Linked DNA regions of Homo sapiens: region 2 is linked to region 1. The links are chromatin loops, found by intact Hi-C in ENCODE. Cell type or tissue: mammary epithelial cell. All regions are shown on one strand. Links, peaks and the distances in the headings refer to the core of each region. The heading gives the core; the rest is flanking DNA.

The links. A loop is a pair of places that touch in the nucleus more often than their neighbours do. Peaks named below come from ENCODE experiments on the same cell type or tissue, not always from the same donor. Only the 100,000 strongest peaks of a DNase experiment are listed, where the experiment ranks them.
Region 2: a loop joins it to region 1, with 4 times the contacts of the local background. A loop is called at or near these places in 2 of 110 quality-filtered maps.

What each region holds. Positions count from the first base shown.
Region 1 is chr6:130,675,317-130,683,664 of GRCh38, forward strand. No RefSeq gene overlaps it. Among named protein-coding and RNA genes, the nearest start is that of SMLR1, 150 kb to the right of the region's middle. In mammary epithelial cell, for the core only: a CTCF peak has its summit at 968 (motif pointing left); DNase peaks (open chromatin) are centred at 5,025 and 5,945; H3K27ac peaks cover 1,427 bases.
Region 2 is chr6:130,585,172-130,593,519 of GRCh38, forward strand. No RefSeq gene overlaps it. Among named protein-coding and RNA genes, the nearest start is that of TMEM200A, 220 kb to the left of the region's middle. In mammary epithelial cell, for the core only: no CTCF peak of the experiment used is centred there; a DNase peak (open chromatin) is centred at 3,150; H3K27ac peaks cover 791 bases.

The DNA.
Region 1 (8,348 bases), core at 164-8,163:
TTGTGCCTCACGTACCAAGCACAGAATGTAGCATGTACTGGTGCTTAACAAACATTGATTATTGAGTTCCAAGCTCAATTGGTATAACCTGTTCCCTCAAAGAACTAACTATATCACTGGAGAGTTAGGATATGCACCCCAAATAGAAAAATTATATATTCTGATTTTATTAAAGTGCCAGATGAGTTATAAGGGCAGAAAAGTAAAAACATTTAGAAATTTGTGAAGATAAAATACCCAAAATATCTTTATATTTACTGATCCCTGTAAAAATAAGGCTATTTGAAAATTCTAAGAGGTTACACAAATATTTTAAGAAATATTTACAACAAAATTCCAACTTATTAAAAGAATTTGGATAGCCTCCTTTGCTTCTTTCTATATACAAAATTAGCTATGATTTTAAACTGTAAAAACTGAAACTTGATCCCCTTGAAAAGCATTCTAGGATTCTAGCAATACCCAACTATGATCAATTAAAGATAAATTGGTGTTGTGAATTAATGCATTTATATAAGAGAGAAAACATCATAATTTGAAGCTACTTGTGAACACTAAGCTTGAAATGGAAAAACAAGAGTGTTGCTAGGAAATAAGTGAAAACAATCAGCTATTTTTATAGTCCAGAGCATCTTATCCCCTTAATGTGTTTTATTTAATTTGTTTATTGCTTTAAAAGACATTATTTCATATTAGAGGCATGATTTGGAATATGTACCTGAACAGCAGACTCTTTTGTGGAGGGAAATGAGTTTTACTAAAAGATGTCAGCTAATGGAGTCTTCCATTGGCCAAGATAAGTTTATTTTTATTGATGGTAACTATCTAGTCTCTAAGCTTAAGCAACCCAAACAAGTCCCCGGGCCCTAATAACTGCAACAGGTGTTTCTCAGGCTACCAGCCAAGAGCCACAGAGGGTCATCCTCAGAAAGAAAAGAGCAGAAATTTGTGACTTGGCTCCACCAGCTGGCTCCCTGGAATGCAGCACTTCCAAATCCCTTCTTCTGGCTCACAGAAAATATCAAGATTTTCCAGCACCTGCTGCCTTTTCCAGCTGCTGGCTCCTGGCTCCCACTTCCCCAGCCTACACCCAGAAAATCTTTGAGCTGCTCTTGCCCACCCTGCTGCCCACACTGTTTTCCAGGAAGGCCACATGCCTTCACTTTCTTTGATCTGGTCATTTTCCTCTTCTGTTTTTATGTCCCAAGTTGAAGTAAGACAGCAGCTCTGCCAGTCATGCATTTTTTGTGGCTCATGTGCTTTTTGTTGTTGTTTTGCTCCTTTTAAATAGCTCTACTCTTCTAAGGATTCTAGCAGTTATCCAAAGAGTTCCAGACTTCAAAACAATTCAGCAACACAACACAGTGTTCTTAAACAAAGGGGTTGATTGCCTTTTAGTTCAGTGTCAGTGGGTAAACTCCTTGAGATTCTTCATTATTGTGGACTGAACTGTGTCTCCCCAAAAATCATTGAAGTCTCAACTCTCAAGATGACTATATTTGGAGATAGGGCCTTAAAGGAGGTAATTAAGATTAAATGAGGTCATGAGAGTGGAACCATAAATATAGTAAGATTAGTGTCCTTATAAGAAAAGGATGAGACACAAAGAGCACATGTACACAAAGGAAAGTCCACATGAGGACACAGTGAGAAGGTGACTGTTTGCAATCCAAAGAGGGAGGGCTTACCAAAAACCAACCCTGCAGCACCTTGTTCTTGGACTTATAGACGCCAGAACTGTGAGAAAATAAATTTCTGTTGTTTAAGTCACCCCTTGCTGACTATTATCCCCTCTGAAACAAATGTACAAAAAGGAGAGCCAAGAGAACAGGAGGAGTCGTTATAATGGACAGAAAAACTTCACAACATTTCTGGAAAACCGAAGATGGACAAAAACTTACAGATAGATGAAATGACCAAAGAGGTCCACAGCCCAGACATAATTATGAGGAGGCAGCAGTATAGATGACAAGAAATGCCCTGTTGTAACTCCTGCAGGATGGAAGTGAGAAGTTACACTTTCATCCTCCTCCCCAAATCCTGCATCTAAAGCAAAGTCTGTTAGCATTTTCCCCTAAAGACTGAATAAAACATTTGAAGATAATTAAACTTTTTAGCTTAGTGACTCAAAATGAAAACTCTCTCTTTCTAACATGTGAACCTCTGTAGCCTAACAACTGACTTCTTACACATTTACCTGAACACAAATGCTATTAGTCAACACCACACAGAGTTTCTAGACAGAATTCATACTGAGAAGAGAGATTTTGAGGTAGGAAATCTTAAACAAGAGCAGAGAAAACTCAAATATATGCAGTCTTTCTGACTTAAAACAAGTGCATAAGCAATGGTTACCAGGTATTGAACTAGCAGCAGTAAAGAAAATCAATAACATAAATAAAAAATGACACTGGAAGAAATAGAGATAATTCAGGAAAAAGAAGAAAACTTTTAAGAAATATTCAAATGTATATGCTTTTTAAAAGATGAGCCATAAAACATGAACAGGATATTATGAAAAAAGAACAAAACCTTCTTGTATTAGTTATCCATCATTGCATAACAATGCATAACAAATTACCATGAACATGGCAGTTTATAACAATACCTATCTGTTGTGTAACAGTTTCTGCACGTTGGGAGTCTGGCCACAGCTCAATTGAGCCTTCTGTTTAGGGTTTCACAAGGTTGCAGTCAAGGTGTTGACTGGGCCACATATTCATCAGGAGTCTAAACTGGGGAGGCTGAGGCAGGTGGATCACTTGAGTTAGGAGTTTGAGACCAGCCTGGCCAACATGGTGAAACCTTGTCTTTACTAAAAATACAAAAATTTAGCCGGACGTGGTGGCACGTGCCTGTAATCCCAGCTACTCGGGAGGCTAAGGCAGGTGAATTGCTTGAACCCCAGAGGTGGAGGTTGCAGTGAGCCAAGATTGCACCACTGCACTCCAGCCTGGGTTACAGAGTGAGACCAGGCCTCAATACACACACACACATACACACATACATACATACATACATACACACACTGGGGGAGAGTCTACTTTTGGGCTCACTGGGGTTGTTGCAGAATTAATTTCCTTTTGGTTGTAGGACTAAGAGCTCTGACTCTTTGCTGACTTGACTAAGGCCACCTTCCATCCTCTAGAGCCTGTTTTCATCAGTTAGAGGCTGTTCACTGTTACTAAGTCTCTCTACAGTTCCTTCCAAAGAGAGCTTCCCCAACAGTACCACTTACTTCATCAAGCCAGTAAGGAAAGTTTGTAGAGGAAGTCAACCAGCAAGATGAAATATTACATGACATATTATAATCATAGAAGTGGCTTCCTATCTGTTGTTTTGAAGCAAATGACAGCCTGTCCACATTTAGAGGCATGAACATCAGGAGGCAGTATCACGGAGTGATCAACTTAGAGTCTGTCTGCCATACATCTGAAAGATTAAGTTTGGTTAGTTACATTTTAATAACTCAGCAGAAATATCCAATATAATTAGTGAACACAATTTTTTAAACCCCCAGAATATAGAGCTAAAAGATAGTCAGAAAATATGAGAGAAAAGACAAGGGAAATTAAAGAGTTTTGTCCTCTAAAAAATAAAGATGTAGGAACAATAAGGAGTTTACTTTGGGAGAATACAAGAATGAGAGAGAAGGGATGTAGGAAGAGGAAGGGCATGAATAACTTTGGTAGAAATTAAAATGTTTTTTGCTTGGGTCTTTATGTATTTTAAGACCCTGGAGGTTGGCCATTTGCTAATTACGTGACCTTAAAACAAGTTACTATTCCTCTGGGATTCTCAACTCATCTATAAAATAAGGAAAATAAAAACCTCCCATCACATCACTTGTAAAGATGAAAGGAAATAATGCAGCTAAAGCACTCTCATGGTCAATGTTATGTGTCAACTTGTCTGGGATAAGGGATGCCCAGATAGCTGGTAAAACATTATATTTGGGTGTGTCTATGAAGGTATTTTCAGAAGACATTAGCATCTAAATCAACAGACTAAGTAAAGAAGATCACCTTCACCAATATGTGTAGGCATCATCCAATCTGTTGAGTCCTCAAAAAGAACAAAAGTTGGATGAGGGGTGATTTCATTCTCTCTTCTTGAGCTGGTATATTCATCTGCTCCTGCCCTTGGACATCAGAGCTACTGATTCTCAGGCCTTCAGACTTAGATGGGAGTTACACATTGGCTCCCCTGTTTTCCAGGCCTTTGGACTTGGACTGGAAGTACAACGCTGGCTTTCTTTGGACTCCATCTTGCAGACAACAAGTAGTGGGATTTCTCAACCTCCATGATCTCTTGAGCCAATCCCTCATAATTAATCCCCATGTATCTATATAACTAACACATATATATTTATATAGATAGATAAATGCATATCCTACTGGTTCTGTTTTTCTGGAGAACCCTGACTAATACAACTACTTAGCACAGGGCCTGGTACAGAGGTAAACTCAACTAACATTAATACTATGTGTATAGCTTTTACAAATTACTCACTTGATAAACCCTTCAGTAAGTGCCCGAAGATTATTTCCACATCATAACTTTGCATTTTCTCATGTCAGGGTAAGCAGTGCCTTTCCTCCCTAATTTGAGGGATTAAAGTGCAACTCCAGTTCCCAGGAATTGTGGTCCTTAGCCTTGCCACAGACGTGGAACACTTTGTAATATGACTTTTGCCATTGAACAATGATTCAAATGTGCATTTAGAAAACTAAGGCAGTAAGAGCAAAACTGAGTTAAAATATTCAGCCAAAAGGAGACAGAGACATAGATTTAAAAAGAAAGTACATTGCAGCATTTGTTTCACAAGAACAAAGTGATTTATTGAGGGAATAAATCATTAAGGATATTCTTGTTAGCTGTGATTTTAACTTTTAGAATATCTGACATACATTCTTTTGAATGTGAAAGTGCTGATTTCCCTCGTCACTTTCACCATGAGCACCCCTTCATTTTTACTTTCTTGCCAAGTTGATTACTCAGAAAATTGGATGCTTGATGGTAGCCCGGCAGCTCTAATTCTTACTTCTCAGACTAGTCTGAACTTGTAGATATAGGCTGCCTGGAAAATCCTTCATCACAACATATTCTTGAATCGCCTGAAGATGAATTTACAATTCTCATTTTTCACTTTTTTTTTTTTTTTTTTTTTTTTTTTTTTTACAGAGTCTCACTCTGTAGCTCAATGGAGTGCAGGGGCATCTCATCTCACTGCAACCTCCATCTCCCAGGTTCAAGTGATTCTCATGCCTCAAGCCTCTCGAGTAGCTGGGATTATAGGCATGTGCCACCACGCGCAGCTAATTTCTGTATTTTTTTTTTTTTTTAGTAGAAACAGGGTTTTACCATGTTGGCCAGGCTGGTCTCAAACTCCTGGCCTCAAGTGATCCGCCCACCTCAGCCTCCCAAAGCATTTTTCACTTCTTTACATGAGTATTGTACATTTTTAAACTTTATAAAAGTAATACATGGATATCTTTAAATAGTACAAAAAGGAAAAAGTAATCTCCCTTCCCTCTCCTTAAAGGCTGAAACACTGCTAAGAATTTCTGGTGTACCCTGAAAAAAAACTGTATCTGAATGGAATCTTTCGTTACCACAAGATAAATAGTAATGTGACTCCAAATAATTAGAACAGTCTAACGTTCATTAAGATACAAACTAGCATTTTATAGAAATTTTATCTGAAAACTCTAGTGCCATAAGGGGTGGCAGATTTTCCTTTGTGGCTTTTAAGTCCTTTTGTGTACTAGTCCAGCCTGAAACTGAAAATATCTTGATATATGGTCATGGGAAACACTAAACAGGCTCATTTATGGTTAGAAAAATCTGAATAGAACTTCTTGGTAGTTTGGGGAATTCTGGCAATGAAACTTCACTCAAACAGTTTGATGTTAATTGAGAGACCAAAAACCTTAGGGAAATATTTTCCTAAGTCATCCCACACTAAGATATAAATAGCCCGATGGTGAAATAATAACAACAATAACAGGAATAGGTCATAAAGGCATTGAGTCATAAGTGCTGAAATTCATCCCTGTTTTTCTGGGAAGGTTGAGGAACTATTTTGATATTAACTTAATCTGAAATAATTCAGTTATGTTTATTGTAAGTAAAGATAATAAGACCTACTCTATATTATATAGTTATTATAGGATTAAATAAAATATTAAGTTTAAAATTTGTTTCAAAGCCAAAACTCATTTTTTTTAAACATTTGTGGCTTTTTTTTCCATTTTCACAATTGAATTTTTCCCTGAGAAGGAAAAAAAGGTGAAATACCATGAACAGCCTTTTTGTATTAAAGGATAATTCTATCTCAGGAGAGACTGGAAACCAAACAGAACAAAAACACTACAAGTCTAATTTATTTTTACCTAACTTCTAGTTGATAAATGTGTATGCATGCAGGTCAACTGCTTATAAACACTTGATATTTATAATGCTTAGCTGTACTTCTGAAACTCTGCGTCTTATTGCTCATCCATTAGTAGCTGATGATTATGAAAAGAATACAATGGTTTTTAACCAATAATAGTAATTGTTTAATTGCTATTTTTATTAGACAGTAACTGGGCATTTATTCCATCTATTCACATTCAACGTGTTTGACAGAATGGCAAGAACAGGTTGCACCACTACAAATAGAAAAAGGTCATCTAATAAAGCAGTTTTTTAATCTTTAGCTTTGTTAAAATTATGAAATGTCTAAAACAATGATTTCCAATGCTAATGTCTGACAATTTGTCCCTTATATCATGATTAATAAATCAGCACACGTCGTCGTTCAAATTCTGAATCATAAGCTGAACAGAATGCAATAACATCGCAGAATTCTTAACAATTTGCCAAGTTCCCTCCCCTGGCCCTTTCTTCATTTTACAGTGATTTACCGTAAGAACATCTATCAAGTGATGAACAGTGCACCACCAGAAGTACACTTCTGGAATGGGAATATAATAGCATCATTTGAATAGAGGTGCAGTCAATTTTATTTCTTTGTCTCTGGGGAGACAATATAGATATATGAAGTCTGTAAAAAGCACTGTAATTTCAAAGCCTCATGTTAACAAATCAATTCATCATTGCCACCATCTTGTTCAAAAAAAAGAGAGAGAGAACTTCAACAAGCACGTTAACTTTTCTATGCTCTGTACAAAGCAATAACCAGAAATCATCCTGGTAGAGTGTCCCAAATATCCAAGAGGATGATTCTGGTTCATATTCCTCCAGTCTATTCCTTTAAGAAAGTGTTGGCAGGGCGCGGTGGCTCACGCCTGTAATCCCAGCACTTTGGAGAGCCAAGGCGGATGGATCACAAGGTCAGGCGTTGGAGACCAGCCTGGCCAACCTAGTGAAACCCTGTCTCTACTAAAAATACAAAAAATTAGCCGGGCGTGGTGGCGGGTGCCTGTAACCCCAGCTACTCGGGAGGCTGAGGCAGGAGAATCGCTTGAACCTGGGAAGGTGGAGGTTGCAGTACGCCGAGATTGTGCTACTGCACTCCAGCCTGAGCGACAGAACAAGACTCCGTCTCAAACAAACAAACAAAAATGTTAGAGCAGTTGCCGTTTTAGACAATGGAGGAATCTGAAGCAATCAACCAGATAAAATTTGCCAGAATCAAGGAAGCCAAAAGAAAAAATGCAAAATCAAAGTATCCTTGCTTCCTCAAAACTTATTCTTTAAAAATCCCTGAAAAAGTGAGGCAGCTCTGACTTTGAGCCTAGGTAGATGCTGACAGGAGACCTCAAATGTGCCGTTCTCTAGAAAGAGAGCATAGGGAAGGGAGTGCTGAGTGTTGGAATTAGGAGATGAGAGTTTCTGAGCCCTTTCTACACACACACACACACACACACACACACACAATTCCCAACCTCACACCCAAAGTTGGATGTTTTGCAAGGGACAAAGAGGAGCCCCAGTAAGAGAGTTTCCCGCATAGCATATGTGCTGTCTTGTGCCACTAGATCCCTCCCTGCTAACCCAGAAGCAGAAAATCACAGAAGCTAGAGTTTCCCACTAGCTGCCCATCCACAGGCTAAACTAGCTGTCCACCATCAAGTGATGGGAGGGAGAAAACAGAATCCTGGGGGAGAAGTGCAGATAAAACTGGGAGAGCAAAGCGAGATGAAATGCCACAATATTGACCCACACCTCCCTTTCCCCATCAAATGAGCAGCAACTTCAGAGCCTCTTCTAATACATCTCAAGATATTATGAAGTCATAAAAAGGCACATGCTCTTGGCAGAACAAAAAAGTGCCCCTGTCTTTTTCCAGAGACAGTGAAGAGCTGACCCAACAATTGCCAAAGAGGGAAGGTTTGGGT
Region 2 (8,348 bases), core at 73-8,072, 90 kb before region 1:
CACTAAAAGTTGGAATGTTTACCTCAAACATTGACCCTTGAAAGCGTACCACTTTAAAGACTGTAATTCATCTGACATTGATGTTTGGTTGACAATTAATATGTTCACACATCTAGTAAACCTTTGGATTCCTCCCACATAATGCATGCAGTCTGATTTTTGTGACAAAAACAACTATTTATCATTCCAGCCTTTTCATCCAATACTTCGCCTTTTCATCTATTTCTATCATTCTTTCCAGACACTACTATACTATGATTGGTCACCTGAAAGTATTTTTTTACTTCACCAGGGGCAAACTTTAATGCAGAGTGCTTAAAAAGTCAGAGAGGAAATAGATTAAACAGGGCTTAAATTCTCCTATACCAGCAGTTCTAACCAGAAACATACTTCATTTTTTTGGGAGAAAGCTTTGTAAAAATACATATGCCTAGACTATCCTAGGGAGTCTGGCCATGAGATGGTCTGTATTTAGAAAAAGCTGCCTGGGTAATTGTGATGTGCACTCTTGGTTGAGAACCATCGTCTAACGTTGGTCCTACCCTTTGTGGTCTCATTTAGCATTCTCCTTGACTAAACAATTTGGTTGGTTTCACTTTGTATCCATCATTCTTTGCCACGTAGAACCTACGATCTGGTAGTGAGAGAGATTTCCAAAGAAGGTAATGTAGTAAGAGAAGAGTAGAGAGCTGAGGCCCAAACCAAGAATAGCACCCACATTTAAGACAGAAAAGCAGCTCGTGGCAAGAACAGTTTGCATGGAGTAGTTGGAGTGGAAGTAAGATCCCAGATGTCAAGAGCAGGCACTGGAGGCACAGAGGCAGCAGCATGAAGCAGGAAATTGACTCTGCTGTACCCCAGCTCAGGATGCCCACCTCTCCCTGCCCCATTCTCCTGATATCCACACCCTCACCCATCTTTTTTTTTTCCATTTTAGCTATGTGCTACAGCCAGTTAGAAAAAGAAGGGAACAGATAAGTAGTATACCTGGATCACAGACCTTCTGTTATAACCACTCACCTCAAGTGCAATGAGCTTCCCATTACAACAACCTCGGGCCACAGTATCGTGTAGGAGACAACTATACAGTCACAGGACACGACAAAGGGAAGAGTAAACAAGATATAAAAAATAAAACTGTTGAGAAAAACTCCAAGGTACTAAGGCAGTAGTGATTGTAATTTGGTTCCAAATGTCAAGTACAGGTAGCTTAGATGTTTCAATACCTCTTTGCCCTTCTGAATGCTAAGTGATTGAACAGAAACCCCACAACAAATTTCTGGAACATATCTGGCCTAAAAACCTTGAAGCAAAGCTCAACACAACTTGAAAGCACTGGACTCATTGGGCAGGGGTTCCTGGTCCTTTGCTGGCTCCCTGCTGCATTCTTCAGATCACACACATTTTCTGGGAATTTGTTCAATGGCTTTATTAGCTCTGTCTCTCAGATATAAATTCCTTGATATTTTATTCCAAACACCATCAAATATACAAGAATACATTCCCTACCCTTTCATATCTTTATTCACATAACTGCCCGACACATATTTTTTAATCCAGAAATAATTAGTGTGGAGTCTGTGGGCATATGAGTATTTCAAGAGCTCTCTCAAGTTGATTAACTCACTCATCATAAGGTAAGTTTATCTGCATAGATCTTTGAGATGCAATGTGCTTTTCCTCTCTGGAGACTCCTTTTGCACTCTTGAATATGTTGAAGTTTTCTTTGTTATAATAGCCCTTGTTCTAATAAAGAGAAGCTACTCACTCATTGGCTCAGGAGACCCTTTATTCACAGTAGCCAGTATTGAACAGAAGATGCTTATTTGGCAGGAGCCCAATTTTAAAATAATAATAATAATAATAAAATCAAGTCATATTTCAGCTTCCAGATTGCAAAAGATTGATATGACTGAGTCATTATACTTGATTCTTGACTTTAAGATGTACAAATAAAGAAAAGGTCCTGGGCATGTCTAAAAAGAGAGGTTCTTAACCCAAGTCTTCATGATTTTAGACTATAATTTTGAGTCAAGCTTCCTGTATACGAAAAGACTGCCCTAGCCTTGTGTTATTCTTCAGGAAGGACTGCCCGGCTAGAAGGAAAAACCAGCTGCCACAATCCCACCCATATGTGAAGCTATGTCCCCATCACTTTCTTGTTCCCAGCCCATCAGAAGGTGGGTCTTTCCTCAATGGCTCATTTTCTCCAAGATTGTGGGGCTTACCTTTTGTTTCTTTACTCCTAAGAACTGCCGAAAGGAGGGTAGCCTAATTATTGTATCAGCTGCTTTGTCTTGGATGTGGAGAGGAAAGTTTATAATTCTAGAACATTCTTACAGTAAGTTCTTCGTGATCAGTACAGATTTGCCCATGAGCCACTTTAAAGCAATACATGCTGGAACAAAACAAATTCATCATGGTTTTAACTTTTAAAATCATAGTACCATTTTTGAAATTTTGAAATAGTTCTGGTAGAGATATTTATAAATAGGCATTTGCCAAATGTAGAAGGGTAGAGGGAAATTTCAAACAGAAGAAACGATATATGCAGAGGTAAAAAGGAAGTAAAATCTTGCCATTAGTAAGAAATTAAAAGAAGTTTGAAATAGATGATGAAGTATCATAAAATATCTACCTCAGAGTTGTGAGGAAGAAGAAAGATAAGGCAAAGGTCAAATTATAAAACATATTTTTTCTACATTAAGGAGTTTGAATTTTACTCTGAAGTTTGTAAGATCTACAGAAAGATTTTACTCATGGGATGACGTGGTCAAACTTTGGATTCAGAAAGATTAATCTGGCAGCTGTGAGAAGAGTGAATAGAAGAGTATCAGATTAGAGACAGAGAGAAAACTGTGACTTTGGGGAAGTTAATCTCTTTGAGCATCAGTTTCCACATCTGTAAAGTGGAAAGTAATAAAAACCTAAATAGTTTGTGCCATAGTGAAAAGTACATACACAGTATGATATGTCTGAGATTGGGAAGTACTCAATAAAAGACTGTCATGTATATTATAAGCTACCTGGACAGGGTCAGGGAAAAGAGTTGAGATGGGATTGGAGGGTAGCAGGAAATGAAATTGACTCACTCAAGAAACATTTCTTGAGCATCTACTTTGCATCAGGCACAGTGTCAAACAATGAAACATACTTGTGGTCTAGTACATAAATCCTTCATGTGTTATACATACCTTGTATCCTAGCCAAAAGCTACTGACTGCAAAGGAACACGTACATTGCAAATAACCTATGATTAATGTTTCAGGAGATTTTTCCATTATATAGCTAAAGAAAAAACTCTTTGAAAATTATCCTTTCATTAATAGACAAATTTCTTAATCTTATATTATTTCTCAATCTTTTCTGTCATTGATTTCTTTACAACATTTATCCACATTATCTTACTCTTTTGTGAGTGAAAATCAAAGATAAGCACATTCACAATGGAAGAACTTTGACATGCACAATACTATTTCTCACACTGATTTTGTAGCTAAACAATAAAAGTAAAATATGCTTTTTAGAGGAAAAAGTGCTCTCTATTTTATGTAGAAAGCTTAATACTATATTTTTATCTTTTCCTGATTCATAAAGCATATTTTGTGCCATAGACTTTACATACTTTTATACTATAAAACTAAGTTAAGATAAACAACTAAAATCCAGAATTGAAGAAAAGGGTTTTACAATGTTGTATAGTGTTGTATTATTAAAATATACTTAATGAAAGCTAAGGTTGTATTTGAGTGAGACAAAATGAAATAAACCTACCAGGTTACTAAATATATATAAACTTTTCCTGAGGATATTTATAAATTCACAAAAGAACAAAGGTATGTTACCTTTACTAACTTTTTAATGTCAGTTTTCAAACAAGGCAGTTGAATCTTTTTTGATTCTTGAATATCCTAAGGTTTACTTTTTTTGTCCAGAGAGATTTTCTATTTAATTAGACCTTAAGAATAAGCCTATCCACCCAAAATATTACCTAATTAATTTCCTCCAGTAAAGTGCAGTCATTGCTACCAAAATCAATCTATATAGCCTCACAGTTTTCATTCTTCAAATAATTTCCCTCTTGTTCCTCTTTTTTTCTGACAAAAGAATTCTTTTTAGAATATACATTTAAAAGAATTCTTTCTAGAGTATATTACTTTTTCCCCAGGGCTATCATTAGTTCATTTTCCAAAAACTCATAATGCTAAAGGGAATAATTTGGTAAAGAAAAACCATATGACATCAAAACAGAAGTCAGTCCATCACTTTTCTAGACCAAGTATAGAAGATCTATTCTTGAGTAATAACTCACAACACATAATAGGCAATTTGAAATAATTACACTTATGGAATATCATTATTTATTAGACATTTATCAAAGGAGCAACAACACAATGGAACTAACAACAAGTGTTCATGCATTTTTCAGTGGCTTAAATCAGAACTTTAGACAAATAAAAAACTTTTTAAAAATAAGCCCCTTCTTGGAAAAAAAATGTGCAACCACTTTAAATCATCAAAAAGAGGGTAGAAATGATAAAGAGCATTTGAAGATATAATCTATGAGATAAGACCCCTTCTCCTCTGTGTAAGTGCCCCTCTTCACAACCTTAAAGAGGCTCCATTTTATTCTTATTCAAAAAATAAGAGAAAATATTTTTAATTTTTAAAAATATATTATTCATGTCTAGCATTCCTTACAAGAAGAATTTAGGAACACAAATCAATAATCTATAGGACTATATTGTTATTTTGAGTTGTAAAATTCACCAGTTTTTTCTAGGACTTGGATGCTATGCTTCCACTAATGAAATGAAATTCAAGGTAACTGGTTCAGAGAAAGCTGGTTATAAACATGATATAATGCTAAGAGTTGTCATTACTATTTGAATATGCAGACAGATATTTTTCCTCTTGCACTATCTTTATAAGCCTTTTATTTTATGTGTAGCTTACCATTATTGAAAATAGAGATACCAACTCTTCATAATATGTAGTAGAGAGCTGTGGTCATCTTAATTAACATACTTGTTTATAAGTAAAATTTAAAAAGCAGTAATTAAATTTGTCACAATTTAAATCCTGGGCTAGTTTTAATTTTTAGATTGAATAGTTTTTAACAAAAGCTCACACTACAAGAAAAGTAAGATTTATAAATATATGAACCTGTTTGAGAACATATATTCTTAACTTCATTGTCTAGGAACAGTTTTATATGCAAAAATGTTTAGCCAAGTTTGAATTATAGAATGGTAAGAATATAATTTAGGAAGAAAAAAATCATGTAAAATGTCTGCAGATATGCAAAAATAATCCTATTTAGTCAGAAATATCTGCACTGTAGCACCAGTTGTGCTACCAGCTAATCCCTTCCTTCTTTGAAAATGAGAAGGAACAGATATTTCAGTAGATAAAATGGCACACATACTAAAAGAAGCCTAAATTTATGGAACAACCTGTTCACTTCCTTGGGATTCTATCCAGAAGACACAGAATTGTTTTTAATAACTCTAAAATGGTAGAGTTTAGAAAGCTTAGTTTGAAGAAAAATAACAAAAGGAATGACTACAGTACACATATACCTATAGGCCTTTTGTTATTTTCCTCCAAACTAAGGAATATATTACACAAAAATATATATATATGTGGCCAGGCATGGTGGCTCACGCCTGTAATCCCAGCACTTTGGTAGGCCAAGGCTGGCAGATCACAAGGTCAAGAGATCGAGAACATTCTGGCTAACATTGTGAAACCCCATCTCTACTAAAAATACAAAAATTAGCTGGGTGTGGTGGTGCATGCCTGTAGTCTCAGCTACTAGGGAGGTTGAGGCAGGATAATCGCTTGAACCTGGGAGATGGAAGTTGCAGTGAGCTGAGATCACGCCACTGCACCCCAGCCTGGTGAAAGAATGAGACTCCGTCTCAAAAAAAAAAAAAAAAAATATATATATATATATATAAATATAAAAATAAACATATATAGTCTGTGTATGTTACATATATAAAATATATATATATTTAAAGTCAGGATAGAGCAGGGCAGGTAGGGAATAGAGCATTTTGATTTTCTAGGAGAAAAACAAAAGTTGTTAAGATTTTGTCTTTAAGTTATACCAGGATAACATATTACAGCAAATGGAATGATGGCCCCCAAAAAGATATGTCCAATTCCTAATTCCTGGAACCTGTAAATGTAACCTTATTTGGAAAACAGAGTATTTGCAGATGTAATTATGTTAAGGATTTTGAGATAAAGAGAACATTCTGGATTATCTGAGATAGGTTCTAAATTGAGGGACAAGTGTCCTTATAAGAAACACACAGAAGACAGACACAGAGGAGAAAGCCATGTGAAGACAGAGTCAGAGGCTGAAGTGATGGGGCCACAAGCCAAGGAAAGCTGACAGCCACCAGTAGCTGGTGCCAAGAAATAGCACCTTTCCTAGAGCGTTGGGAAGCAGCACAACCCTGCCAAAACCTACCTAGATGTTGGAATTCAGGTGTCCAGAATGGTGACAGAATAAATGTCTGTTGTTTTAAGCAATTAGTTTGTGATAATTTATTACAGTAGCCACAGGAAAAGAAGACAATGTGTATATGCTGTGTGTGTCTGTGTTTATAACACATATATGTATGTATGTACTCATGCACTAAGACACTGCTAGTACCCCTTCACATATACCATATCACATGAGATTCCATTAAATGGAGTTGAAAAATCTCTGGAATATTATGTCTTAAAGTCAAGTTTAGTTTATGCTATTTGTTGAATATAATTGACATGCCAAGTACTGTGCTAGGCCCTCTGGAAACAACAATAAGTCAGACACCACCTGTACTCATGAAGCATCCCAGTGGAATATCGACAAGTGAACAAACATGGAATACACTAAGATAACTCTTTCTAGGTATGGATGCATGGGAGCCCGAAAAAGAACATACAGCTCAGTATCGGAGGGGGCAGGAACAGAGATCACAGGGAGTTTTCCAGAAAAACAAACACCTAAAGTTAGTAAAACCTGAAAGATGAGTTTGCATGGTAATGCTGGTACAATGGCATGCAAACTCATCTATTGTACCAGTGGTGGCACAATGACATGGAGCAAGGGTTTAGACGGCATAGGGGAAGAACAGAGAAGGTTCAGGCTGAGAGAACAAAATATACATGAAACAAGTTCTGTGAGATAGCAGTGGGTGTGAAAGAGGCAAGGGATGAGACCAAGATGTAGGCAGAGAGCAGAGAATGATGAACCTTGTAAGTCATTCTAAGAAGTTTATACTCTATCATAAAGGCATTGGGTGTTATTGGAGGGTTTTAAGCACAAGAGACATAAGGGGATTTTAAAAAATCATTAAAATCACTATCTATGGTGTTAACTAACATCAGAAAAAATTGGAGCCAGAGATACTTTTTATGAGACAACAGTGGCAGCCCAGGCAAGAGATAAGGATGCTCTGGATTAGAGGAGTGATACAGGGATGAACAGATAGGACATTTCCATGGAGTCATGAAGGGGGTAAAATAGAAAGGAATCAACACTTGGGTAAGTATGTATATGAGGAATAGAAGAGACATCTGGGTTTCTACCTTGAGCAGCTGAGGGGATGGTAGTATTATTTCTCAATTCTGGAAAGTGGGCTGAGGGGCATATCTTGGGGGAGGATATGATGAGCTCAGAGAAGGCGAGTAGGAGAGCCACCCCAGTGGAAGAAGAAAAGCAATTGGAAATGTTGGTTTGTAGCTCAAACCAGAGATACCTGGGTTAGAGACACAGATTTGTAAGTCATCAGCACATAGATGATTGCTGAAGCCATAGGAGTAACTGGGAAATCCCAGAAAGAACAAGTGCAGTAAAAATTAGAAGGGACACAGATGGAACTTGCAGGAATACCACATTGTATAGATAGACAGAGAAAGAAGAACCCCCAAAGGTGACAGAATGAGTAGCCAAAGAAACAGGAGGAAAACCAGAAAAGTATAGTATCACAAAGACAGGCCAGATTTGAGACGGAGAGAACATCCTGAATTATCTGGGATAGATTCTAAATTGAGTCCATGGCCAAAGGAAGGCCAGATTATGAAGACAGGAGTGTGCAGCTGTGTTAGATGCTCCAGATAGTACTGTAATAACTCAGAATTTTCCAGAGCATTTATTGACCAGGAGATGATTGGTGGACTTGGTGAGATGTTCTAAATAGAGCAGAGGAGACAAAAGCCCAACTTCAGCAGGTTGAGTCATAGTGGGGTGGAAAAGTGAAGTGAGTAGCAGGTGTGGTCAACTCTGGTAAGTGATTTAGCTAGGAAGGGGAAAAAAAAGAGAAAATGGAGAATCTGAACATTTGCTT